Regions from separate parts of the Homo sapiens genome. Here region 2 is linked to region 1. A link is a loop called in an ENCODE intact Hi-C map of the cell type or tissue named here. Cell type or tissue: dorsolateral prefrontal cortex. All regions are shown on one strand. Each heading gives the region's core, and the rest is flanking DNA. Links, peaks and the distances in the headings are about the cores only. Region 1 has its middle 96 kb from the start of KCNJ2. Region 2 has its middle 15 kb from the start of KCNJ2.

Region 1 (5,388 bases), core at 180-5,179:
GCTGGGGCTGCAGTTTAATTCCAAGGTTCATTCGGAGAGGGATCCCATTCCGTGCACATGTGGTTGTTGGCAAAATTCAGTCACTTGTTGAGGGTGGACAGTGGGCCTCAGTTTTTGCAGGCTATTGGCTAGAGGTTACCCTCATTTCTTTCTTGTGTGAGTTTCTCTGTAGGGTAGCTTAAAATATAGCAGCTTCCTTTATTGAAGCTAGTAGTGAATACAGTCTTCTAGCAAGACAACTTATAAATCAGCTTAAATACTATAATTTTGGAAGTGATAGCCCATCACCTTTGCTGTGTACTATTATAAGCAAATCACAGGTTCCCCTCACATTTAAGGGGAAGGGGATATGAAGTGGGTATAGTACCAAGAGTGGGAATAACTAGGAACCACTTTAAAAACTGTCCACAACATAAATGAAAATTAGTTTTGCTTCTGACCAGAGATGTTCTTGATGAGAGGTATAAAAATGTGAGAATTATAAGAGAAGTTCCAAGGAGAACTATTGATTTTTATTTCTCCCTTGTTTGATTAAAATTAGCCTTTGTCAATTTTTAAACATTAAAAATCAAGGACTTTTCTTAAGGTGTTAAAATTTTCCTGACTTTATTTATTTATTTATTTATTTGTTTGTTTGTTTGAGACAGAATCGCTCTGTCACCCAGTCTGGAGTGCAGTGGTGTGAGCTCGGCTCACTGAAACCTCTGCCTCCTGGGTTCAAGTGATTCTCCTGCCTCAGCCTCCCAAGTAGCTGGGACTACAGGTATCCACCACGTCTGGCTAATTTTTGTATTTTTAGTAGAGGCGGGGTTTCACCATCTTGGCCAGGCCAGTCTCGAGCTCCTGACCTCAAGTGATCCACCCACCTCGGCCTCCCAAAGTGCTGGGATTACAGGCCTGACTGGCTTTAATCTGTTCTCCTTAGTTCCCTCATCACACCATGGTACATCCTTCTATCCCAGCATTAACACAGTGATTGCTAAACATCAACTGGCACATCTAGCTCCCTCATTATATTCTGAATTCTTTGGGGGCAGAGTCTTCAAGTTGATCGTTGTGACCCTGCAGGGCAAAAAATAAACCCTCAATAAATGCTTGCCGAATGTTTGAATGAATGAACCAATAAATGAATTTAATTTTCCACATACCTTTTTCTCTTTAATCCAAACTTTACAATAGCCTAGTATGATGTAAATAATAATTCACTTATATATTTATTTTATGTATTCATCATATAAATTTACATATACTTTTCCAAATACTGTATACACATCACATTTGTATTTGCAAATATGCAAATATTATGGAAACATTCTTATTTCCAAATATTGCAAAATCTGGAGTTTCCGGAGATTTCACAGGGCCAGAAGTTAAAACCATAAATTTAAATTCCTTATTTTTTCTCCTAGAGCTGGAACCTGATTGTTGACCTTATCTTTGAACTGCTAGCCAACTGATCTGGATTACAAAGATCATGTATGTCAAGCCACATGTTCGTCTCTAATATGTGGTATAAAGAAATAGGGAAGGACATGTGGTCACAGAGTTCTTTGATGGTGATGGGGGTGGGAAGGGTTGAAGCATTTGTGTTTTTCATAGTTAGAATCCAGAAAGTTCTGAAATGAACAAAAAATAAATTTGTTTTAGCAGCTTCTCCGCTGGGGTAAGGAATGCTGATTCTTAAAAGAACTTGGGAGAGAATGTTTTGGTGAACTTGTATACTGTACCATAAATATTTTTGCTAAAATTATAGAATTGTCTGTTTCCTTTCAAATTGCATCAGGATCCAGGCAAGACCAATGAGTTTTTAATGTGGAAATTTCATGCACACGTTTCAGCTTCTTCCTTTTCTTTTTCAACTTTGCCAAGTTGTTTTATGTTTAGTAAAGACTGATTTATCAGTGCTTTTTTGGCCTACCTGATGTGTTATGCAACTCTTTACCAAATTCAGGGATACAACCATCAGTTTGCAAGCTTGCTTTGTTGTAGCCCAAAAGAGCTTTAATAGATTCGGGCTGATTTATTTACCATGCTGAACAATTTTTGCATAGCCTAAAGCCTGATTCTTCTCTTCCATTTCTTCTTTGAAATTACAGAAAAAATTAATGAGACACAGTCACAGTCTGACTTGTTCTGTTCCTCAGGGTGCAGAATAAACAGATTCTGATCTGCTGCTGTTTGGAAACTGCAAAATGATAGAAATTCCTATTTTGGGTGACTGGAGAGGGGAAGCTCTTGAAGCATGATTTTTTTTTTTTTCTTTCCAGTAAAGTGTGAGTAAGACAGAAAAGAGAACACAGCAGAACAATCTGCAAAAAGTAAATATATTCCTCTTTGGTAACCGTAAATAGCAGAGGAAGATGTTGAGAGGCACTGGTGCTTTTAAGTGGAAGGCACTGCAACCAGGGTCACTATGCCTGGCTTCCACACGGTGGTATACCTTCTGTGGAGAGACTTCAGATGTGGTTTCAATTCTGATGAAGGTAGCTGACAAGAATGCTTGTTGGGTCAACATCTCAGTGATGTATCTATCCTCTTCTTCTCTCTGAGCATTGCCAAGAATAGGATCCAGGTCAGCACTGGAGAAAGCGTTTGCTCCAAGTTCTCATCAAACAGAATTTCCACTTGTTCTCCAAACAATAAATCCTGAAAGGAACATCTCGCATGCACTTTAGTTTACTGAGATGACTGTTCAGCGGCACACATCGTTGCCTGGCATCATTGCAACATGAGCTATATTTATAATCCAATGTTTCATCTAATGTTCAATAGCACATGGTGAGTCAAGAACCTCCTAATGTTAGTGAGAAGAAATATAAAGTTATAAACCCAGACTAATAAATAAGGCATCATTTTGGGGGTGTTATGGGCTGAATTGTGTCCCTGCAAAATTCCTATGTTGAAGTCCTAATTCTCAATATCTCGGAAGGTAACTATATTTGGAGGCAGAGTCTTGAAATAGGTAATCAAGGTTAAATGAGGTCGTTAGCGTGGGCACTAATCTATTATGATTGGTATCTTTATTAGAAGAGAGATGAGGACGCAGAAAATACAGGTGAAGGGACAACTATGTGAGGACACAATGAGAAGATGGCCATCTTCTAGCCATGGCAAGAGGCCTCAGAAGAAGCTGACCCTATGACACCTCAGTCTCAGACATCTAGCCTCCAGAATTCAGAGGAAATTAATTTCTGCTCCTTAAACCACCCAGTCTGTAGTAGTTTGTTATCCCAGTCCTAGCAAACTGATATGGGAAGTAAGTCTTCTAGTGAAGTTACCTTCCTCAGGCAAAATTACTTGTTCTGTGTGAGATTCCAGTTAGATCTCATCGTGCCATGTGGCTTTAGTTTTTCCTATAGTTGCCATTTATTTGTTTAAGTGACTTGACGCATATGATTTTCCTTGACTTTCTGCTGTTTGTCCTGGCATCAAGAAGACTGCATACTGACTCTTCAATGGGTAGAAGAAAGCATTCACAAGCCAGCCATGGTGGCTCATGTCTGTAATCTCAGCACTTTGTGAAGCCGAGGTGGGTGGATGCATTGAGCCAGGGAGATGGAGGTTGCAGTGAGCCAAGATCATGCCAGCCTGGGCTATGGGCCTGGCTAAGGGGGGTGGGGGGAGAGGAGAGAGAGAGAGAGGGAGAGAGAGAGAGGGGGGAAGGAAGGAAGAAAGGAAGGAAGGAAGGAGAGAGAAAGAAAAGGAAGGAAGGAAGGAAATGAAAGGAAAGAAAGAAAGAAAGAAAGAAAGAAAGAAAGAAAGAAAGAAAGAAAGAAAGAAAGAAAGAAAAAAGAAAGAAAGAAAGAAAGAAAGAAAGAAAGAAAGGCAGGAAGGCGGCAGGCAGGAAGGCAGGAAGGGAGGAAGGAAGAAGGGAAGAAAGGAAGAAAGGGAGAAAGAGAAAGAAAGAATTAACAAAAAGATCCACAGGACAATTTTCTTAGAGGGGATTATATTGATGAAAATAATACCAATTCAGGTGGAAAATAACCATTGTTTTAGGACCTACATGGATATGCTAAATCATATTACCTAAGACCCCATGCTCCTAAAAGAAGATGGCTACTTGTCCTATAGTGGAAAAAGCAATAAACTGGAAGTAAGTAGCTTACGTGAAATTTCTTTAACTCTCTGAAGTACCATACAAATGCAGCTCACTCTTTCCCATGGGAGTCTGTGCATTGACCTTGGGATGTAAGTGGGATTTGCTTTATTATTTTCTTCTTCTTTTTTTTTTTTTTTTTTTTTTTTTTTTTTTTTTTTTGAGACGGAGTCTCGCTCTGTCGCCCAGGCTGGAGTGCAGTGGCGCAGTCTCGGCTCACTGCAACCTCTGCTTCCCAGGTTCAAGCAATTCTCCTGTCTCAGCCTCCCAAGTAGCTGGGATTACAGGTGCACGATGCAATACCTGGCTAATTTTTTGTATTTTAGTGGAGACAGGGTTTCACCGTGTTGCCCAGCCAAGGAGACAACAATTTTAAGTATTTAAGGGATTTGTAAACTAAGTACAGTCATGCATTGCTTAATGACAAAGATGCATTCTGAGAAATGCATTGTTAGGTGATTTTATCGTTGTGTGAACATCATAGAGTGTACTTACACAAATCTGTATGTCATAACCTCCTACACACCTAGGCTGTATAGTATGGCCTGTTGCTTTTAGCTTACAAATGGTAATCAGCATTCAGCATGTTACTGTACTGAATACTGTAGGCAATTGTAATACAATGGCAACTATTTATGTATGTAAACAGAGAAAAATTAGAGTAGAAGTATGGCATTATAATCTTATGGAACTTCATTGTATATGTGGTTTGTGGTTGACTGAAATGTTATGTGACACATGACTGTTTTTGAACCTCAGACTCAGGTCTTCTGACTTGAAGGTATATACATTTCCCATCTCTCCACAATAACTCTGTACATTCAGTATATTCAGTGGGGGAAATGCATTAAAAGCACATAGCATATGCCTATCATATAGTAAATGATCAGTAATATTAGGTGAAATTAATATCGTTATTATAGTAAAAGTTTCAATTAATAAGCCAGATATTTGCTAAGCATTAGTCAGCCTTAGTTCATTTATTACTTAATGAGGGGTCTTAATTCTTTTGTTAGATAGTCTTGATAAAAATATTAGAAAAATACACTCACCTATTTTATTGGAGTACAATATCATATGAGTAATTTTTATTTTATTACATTCATTAGTTATAATTCAATTTATAAATCTGCACAGTAAAATATGTCATTATGGAAAAGTATGAGGTGGTTTGAACCTCTTGTGACTAAGAGTTCTATCTGAAATAAGTAGTTTGATTTAAAAAAATAGCAAATATTCTGTAGGCACTGTGTAACCAATGAAATTTGAGGGGATTAATTTTTTTTACA
Region 2 (5,388 bases), core at 134-5,133, 80 kb after region 1:
TCCTACAATCCTACGATTAATTCACGTGACTTCTCCTTGCTCTATTCCCAACCACCATGAAAAATTCACAGACAGTGAACATACACTGACTGTAGTCTTCAAGTGTGTGGTTCCTTTAGCATTCATACTTCTCATTGTAAATAAATATTTTAAGTCCATACATCTGGCTCCTAGGGCCAGATGTGCTGATGGAATCAGACTTTTGAGCTTTTGAGACTGGAGGCAAATGCTGGACTGTGTTATTTAAACTTTATTACTTTATGCATCTTAGTGGCACAGTTATTGTATAATTTTTCTTTAATCTGTGGCATTTTAAAGCTGACCATTTCTAACAACAAGGGCCTTGCTAACCACAGGGTCCCTTGTTTTGCCCAGCACCTTATTGGATTTCAAAAGGTAAAAAGAGTAAATCTCACTCTTGGTGGTGAGAGATAAGAGAACGAAATCCCTGTAGAAATCCAACTTGCAAGATAAGTTTGATGTTTCACGTGGAGGGTGTGCAGAGAACCCCTCTTCTGTCTTCCATATAAAATTTTCTATAAAACCAACATTTCTTAATAATGCATTTTCATGTTATTTTGGAAAAACTCTAAGAGGAGTTGAGTTTTCATCGTGGGTTGATGTGAGGCAAAAACCAAAAACAATCAACAATAAAACAAAACAAAACACCAGAAACAATACATCTGAACTCAAAGCCAGGAAGAGGACACGGCTGACATTTAAAGCTATATTTGAGGAAACTCCTTTTGTGGTTGTTATGTACCTCTAGGTAAAAAGATCTGGAAATTCTAGATTCATTTAAGTAAAATTTTCCAACCTTAAACAGCCAAGGACGTTCTTCAGTTCCATTATTTTTCTTTCTTTTTTTGCTTGCAAGCATGTAACTGGTTTCAGTAGGCATTTAAGAAACATGGCCAGTCTAGTTTTACAAACAGCACTAGCTGAACCAGCCACATTTTTTACCTGCAGGCTGCCAGCTTTCCAAAAAGGGAAAAATCCTTTCATATTTTACTTATACAAAAGACTTATTTGCCTTGCAGAAAGTCTCAGTCTCGGGTTCTCATGTGTAGTCCTCCAAATCAAGAGAACAGACAAGGCATATTCACGAAGAACACATAGGATTGCATTTTTGCTCATTGGACACACCTTGTACCTTTGCATTTTCCTTTTTAAGTAAATTCTATATTGCACTCAACTTCATGCAAATCACTAGCAGGAAGTAGGAACCTAAGAGCAAGTACATTTCAAATCATGCCAGGATTCATGCAGGTTCAGGATTGCCCTGTTTCACTAAAGGATACTAGAAAGAAGATGTGTCATTTTCTTCCAGCAAATTTAACCCATCAGCCCTTCAGGAAGGTGTAAAGACCAGAGGTAGACCCTCTAAATTCTGAACAATTTCCCCCAGGTGAACACTGCAATGGGACCACTGTTGAGGTACTCTCCTCCCATCCTGCTCTATTGTGAAACTAGCTGTTTATTGCAAGTAGCAACAGGATTTCTTTAAAAAAGGATTTTGTTGCCCTTCTCCACTAATTGCTTTTTTGGCATTCTCCTGTCCACCTCTTTTTATTATCCTGCAAAATGATCATAAACCTATACGATGTTTTAGACTACAAATGCCAAAAGGCAGAGCAATTTCAGTAAGCCCTGGTGAACCCAGATGGCCCGATATGAAGATCCCCTGGAAATAGACTTTGTTATAAAAGACTCCACATGCAGACGTCAAATGTGAACCAGGGAAAGATAGAAATGCAGAAAGTCTCGCTCCCCTGTCTTGGTAAATCTGGGCCTCATTTCAATTAAAGCTGAAGTGAAGACTCCTCCTTGAATGGTTCAAATGCCTCGAAATGGAAGGGAGAGGTGAGCTGTAGACTGAGGCAAAAGTACATACTGTATTTATAATCGAACACAGCTTTTTATATAATTACATCCTTGTGCACTTTTTATTTTTGGTTCTTAAACAAAGTCACTCAGATGAAATTAAAGAGTGTGCAGGAGAAGGTGCTTCTCTGCTTCTTCCAGTTTCTATGGCAACTCGGGGGCATCTTATTCAGCTGCCTCATTGACTGAGTGTGCCCAAGTGATGCTGGCTGCCACTTCAGCTCCTCCCTGGAAAAGGCAGGGAGGAGTGCTTTGTTGACCTTATGGCCACCAAAAGAACTCATGATAGGACTGAAGAAAACCTCTGACATGTTCATTCAACTTTCCCTCATTTTGTCATATATGGTTGCCATCTGACAGTGCTTTTGCCGAGAGTGTTTTGTTAGAAATGTGTGTATACTTGCCTTTGAAATTTCTCTCTTGGTAAATAATCTGTTTTTATGAGAAAGTTCCTAATGTAAAGGAACCTCCTATATACTATTCGACGAGACACTCTGTTTGCAGGACCAAATGAAGAGCTGCTTAACTGGGACTTTAGATGTAAAACTGTATTAGCAAAAATGTAAAAAAACAAAATCCAAGTAAAATGACAAAGGCTGAGACTTGATTCATTTGTTTGTTGTACTAGATTGAATGTTTGCCAAGGGATGTCTTTCTGTCCATGTGTCAGGACTGGGGAAATGCTGAGGCGAAGATGATTCACAGAACTAATCGCAGCAGAATACGGGGTCAGAGCAGTCATTTAGCAGGAGGGAGGGAAAGAACAGGGTTCACCGGAGCAAAGTCCTTACAAAACCAACTTAAACTGTAAGAAGAAACACTTTCAAATTTTAGGTTAAACATTGCATTAGGTAACCATGCTTTATTATTGTAACTTTATTAAGAGTCACTTGTGAGCACTACTAATTACAGCAACAACAAACAGAGTGGCAGGCAAATGATAGAGAATTACAAATGTGTGGGAAGAAGGAAGAAAAGAGGAGAGAAGGGAAGCGGAAGGTAGGAAGAGAAGGAGGGAAGGAAGGAGGAAAGAAGAAGCAAGGGAAGAGAAAAAAAGGAAGGAAGGAAGAAGGAAGGGAGGGAGGGAGGGAGGGGAGGGGAGAGGGAGGGGGAGGGGAGGGGAGAGGGAGGGGGAGGGGAGGGGAAGGGAGGAAGAGAAGGAAGGGAAACAAGGAAACAGGGAAGGAAGGAAGAAGGGAGGGAAGGAGGGAGAGAGGGAGGAAGGAAGGAAAGGATGGAGGAAGGAGAACATACATGCTATTTTTGAAATGTCTCTGGCATTGGAGTTTCTCTATGCTTAATTTTCTCACATTTCCCTAAACCAAGAAATTGTCATAACATTTTTACCTCACAATTCCATAATTTTCATAGCAGTAGAAGCTTGCTTGGGTGTGTATGTTTGTTGTCAGAAAGCAGTCTATCAAAACCAAACCAAATATATACAAACATTTAATTTTTCCTTGAGGGACTGTTTTACCTATAGAATTTCCATTGTAAGAGTAAAAAAATATAGATTATAAAGTGATGTCTTCTGATTATGACTGTGTGTCTATACAAGTATTATGTTTGTAAATAGTTGTTTTTTAACTAAGTTGATTTTAAGGTTACTGTTACTGATATATGGCAAATGGTTTCAAGAGAAGTGGCTAGAAGGAGGCTAGGAGGGGAAGAAAATGGTATGTATTATATTTTAAAGGTCTTACATATTTTAATTTTAAGATATTATGAAGTTGAGAAAACAGGTTTGTCTCACCAAACTTCCACATTAATGTGAACGTTTGCAGATAGTTTATCTAGAATTCAAGGGTAAAAATCAAAACAAAAGGTAGAAGTTACCATCATGAATTAGAAAAGAAAGTGAGAGGGAAAGAAAGCGAGAGAGAGAGAGAGAGAGAGAGAGAGAGAAAGGAGTTTTTTAAGCCAGGTAAGATTATTTATAGACATTTGAGATGTCCTTCCAAGTTATCATAGCAGAAGGTTGCTTACTTAATCCAAGTCCACTCTCCCGGTGCAGCATATTTTGTAAAGCCTCCTGGGTCATTTGAGCCAAATCAGAACCATTGACAATTAAACAACCAAACCATCTCACTAATTACATGTTCTTTATAGTCACTCATTGATTGTTTTGTAGGACATGATATTTGCGATCTTAATTATCCAACTTTGTCACTTAAATGTGGTTCTGATTGAGTTCTGGATTTTTCTAAACATAGAATTTAACCTTAACCAAAAAGTTATAAAAAATTTTGTCACAAATAAAATATTTAAATGAGGTGCACTGAAAACGATTCCCAATAGGGTGTTTCAAAAACACTTGAATCCACAGTGACCTCCCTGCAAAGATATTTAATCTTCCAAATGAAGATGTCCACACATGGAGGAAAAGAACAGTGTGTCTGTACAGTGCCTAATAGATCCTAAGTACTCAGTAATTGGTAGTTACTGTTCTATACAAACTTTTTATATCTAAAACCCAGTTACTTTTCTTAGTTTTTAAGACAAAATAAATATATAACCATACCACCCATTTTCTAAGTTGTGACTGATTGGAGACCAAGTCCATAAAGAAAACTCTGAGTGCCCAGTATTACATTATAATCGCTTAACAAATTTTTGGTTGAGTTGAATAGAATTTTCTAAAGTCAAATTCCTTAATGGCCTCAACCTCTCCGAATATAATCTCAAACCTGAAATAAAAAAGATCTCCGAAAATCAGTACAATGAATATAAAACCTGCGCAGAAGCCAGGTCATTTGTGTCTCCTCTGGGCCTTCTGAACCTCCCTGCTATTACGTATGATATTAGTCATAGAGGATTATGTGATATCCTCTCTGATAATCTATATTATATATGATATGACGATATATGATAAACTCATCATATATGCTATGACATATATGATACAATAATCTATATCATAATGGGTTGATCTGATTTATTTGACCCAGAGAATAAGAAGCAGAAAACAAACTAGCACTAGGGGACTTCTGGCAGTGGACAAAATATTAGCTGCTGGTTTCGTGATAAAAAAAGATTAAAAAGCATATCCCATCAGAAAGAGGTGCACATATTAGCTTGAGTCACATAAGGAAATGTTAAATAATATATATCATCTTTTGAATAAGGCAGATAATTGTATAATATTTTAGAAAACCATTCCTCCAAAACAAAAAAAATGCCCTTGAGGTGACAAATTTCAGTTAGTTGGAGAGAGCCACTTCCTAAGTAATTATTCACCATTATTATTCTGTTTAGTAACACTCACGTGCTGCCTCTGGTTTACCTTGCTTCAATTCCTCCCTTGCGAATTCTTATCTACTGGGTCTTCCCCTTTCCCCCAGCCATTCTACTTCTCTACTTTCCAAAGGAGGATGACCAACTCCCCTGGTTTGCCCAGAGCTTTTCCAGTTTCAGCACTGAAAGTCTTGCACGCTAGAAAATCCCTGAGTCCCAGGCAAATCAGGACAGTTGGACACCCAGTTCCTAAGCCAGGCACTCTGATAT

Evidence for each region. Peaks named below come from ENCODE experiments on the same cell type or tissue, not always from the same donor. Only the 100,000 strongest peaks of a DNase experiment are listed, where the experiment ranks them.
Region 2: it touches region 1 in a loop (2.1-fold over the local background); 2 of 110 quality-filtered maps call a loop at or near these places.

Annotation. Positions count from the first base shown.
Region 1 is chr17:70,262,517-70,267,904 of GRCh38, reverse strand. No RefSeq gene overlaps it. Among named protein-coding and RNA genes, the nearest start is that of KCNJ2, 96 kb to the right of the region's middle. In dorsolateral prefrontal cortex, for the core only: no CTCF peak of the experiment used is centred there; no DNase peak of the experiment used is centred there; H3K27ac peaks cover 1,632 bases.
Region 2 is chr17:70,182,154-70,187,541 of GRCh38, reverse strand. No RefSeq gene overlaps it. Among named protein-coding and RNA genes, the nearest start is that of KCNJ2, 15 kb to the right of the region's middle. In dorsolateral prefrontal cortex, for the core only: no CTCF peak of the experiment used is centred there; a DNase peak (open chromatin) is centred at 2,076; H3K4me3 peaks cover 863 bases; H3K27ac peaks cover 3,678 bases.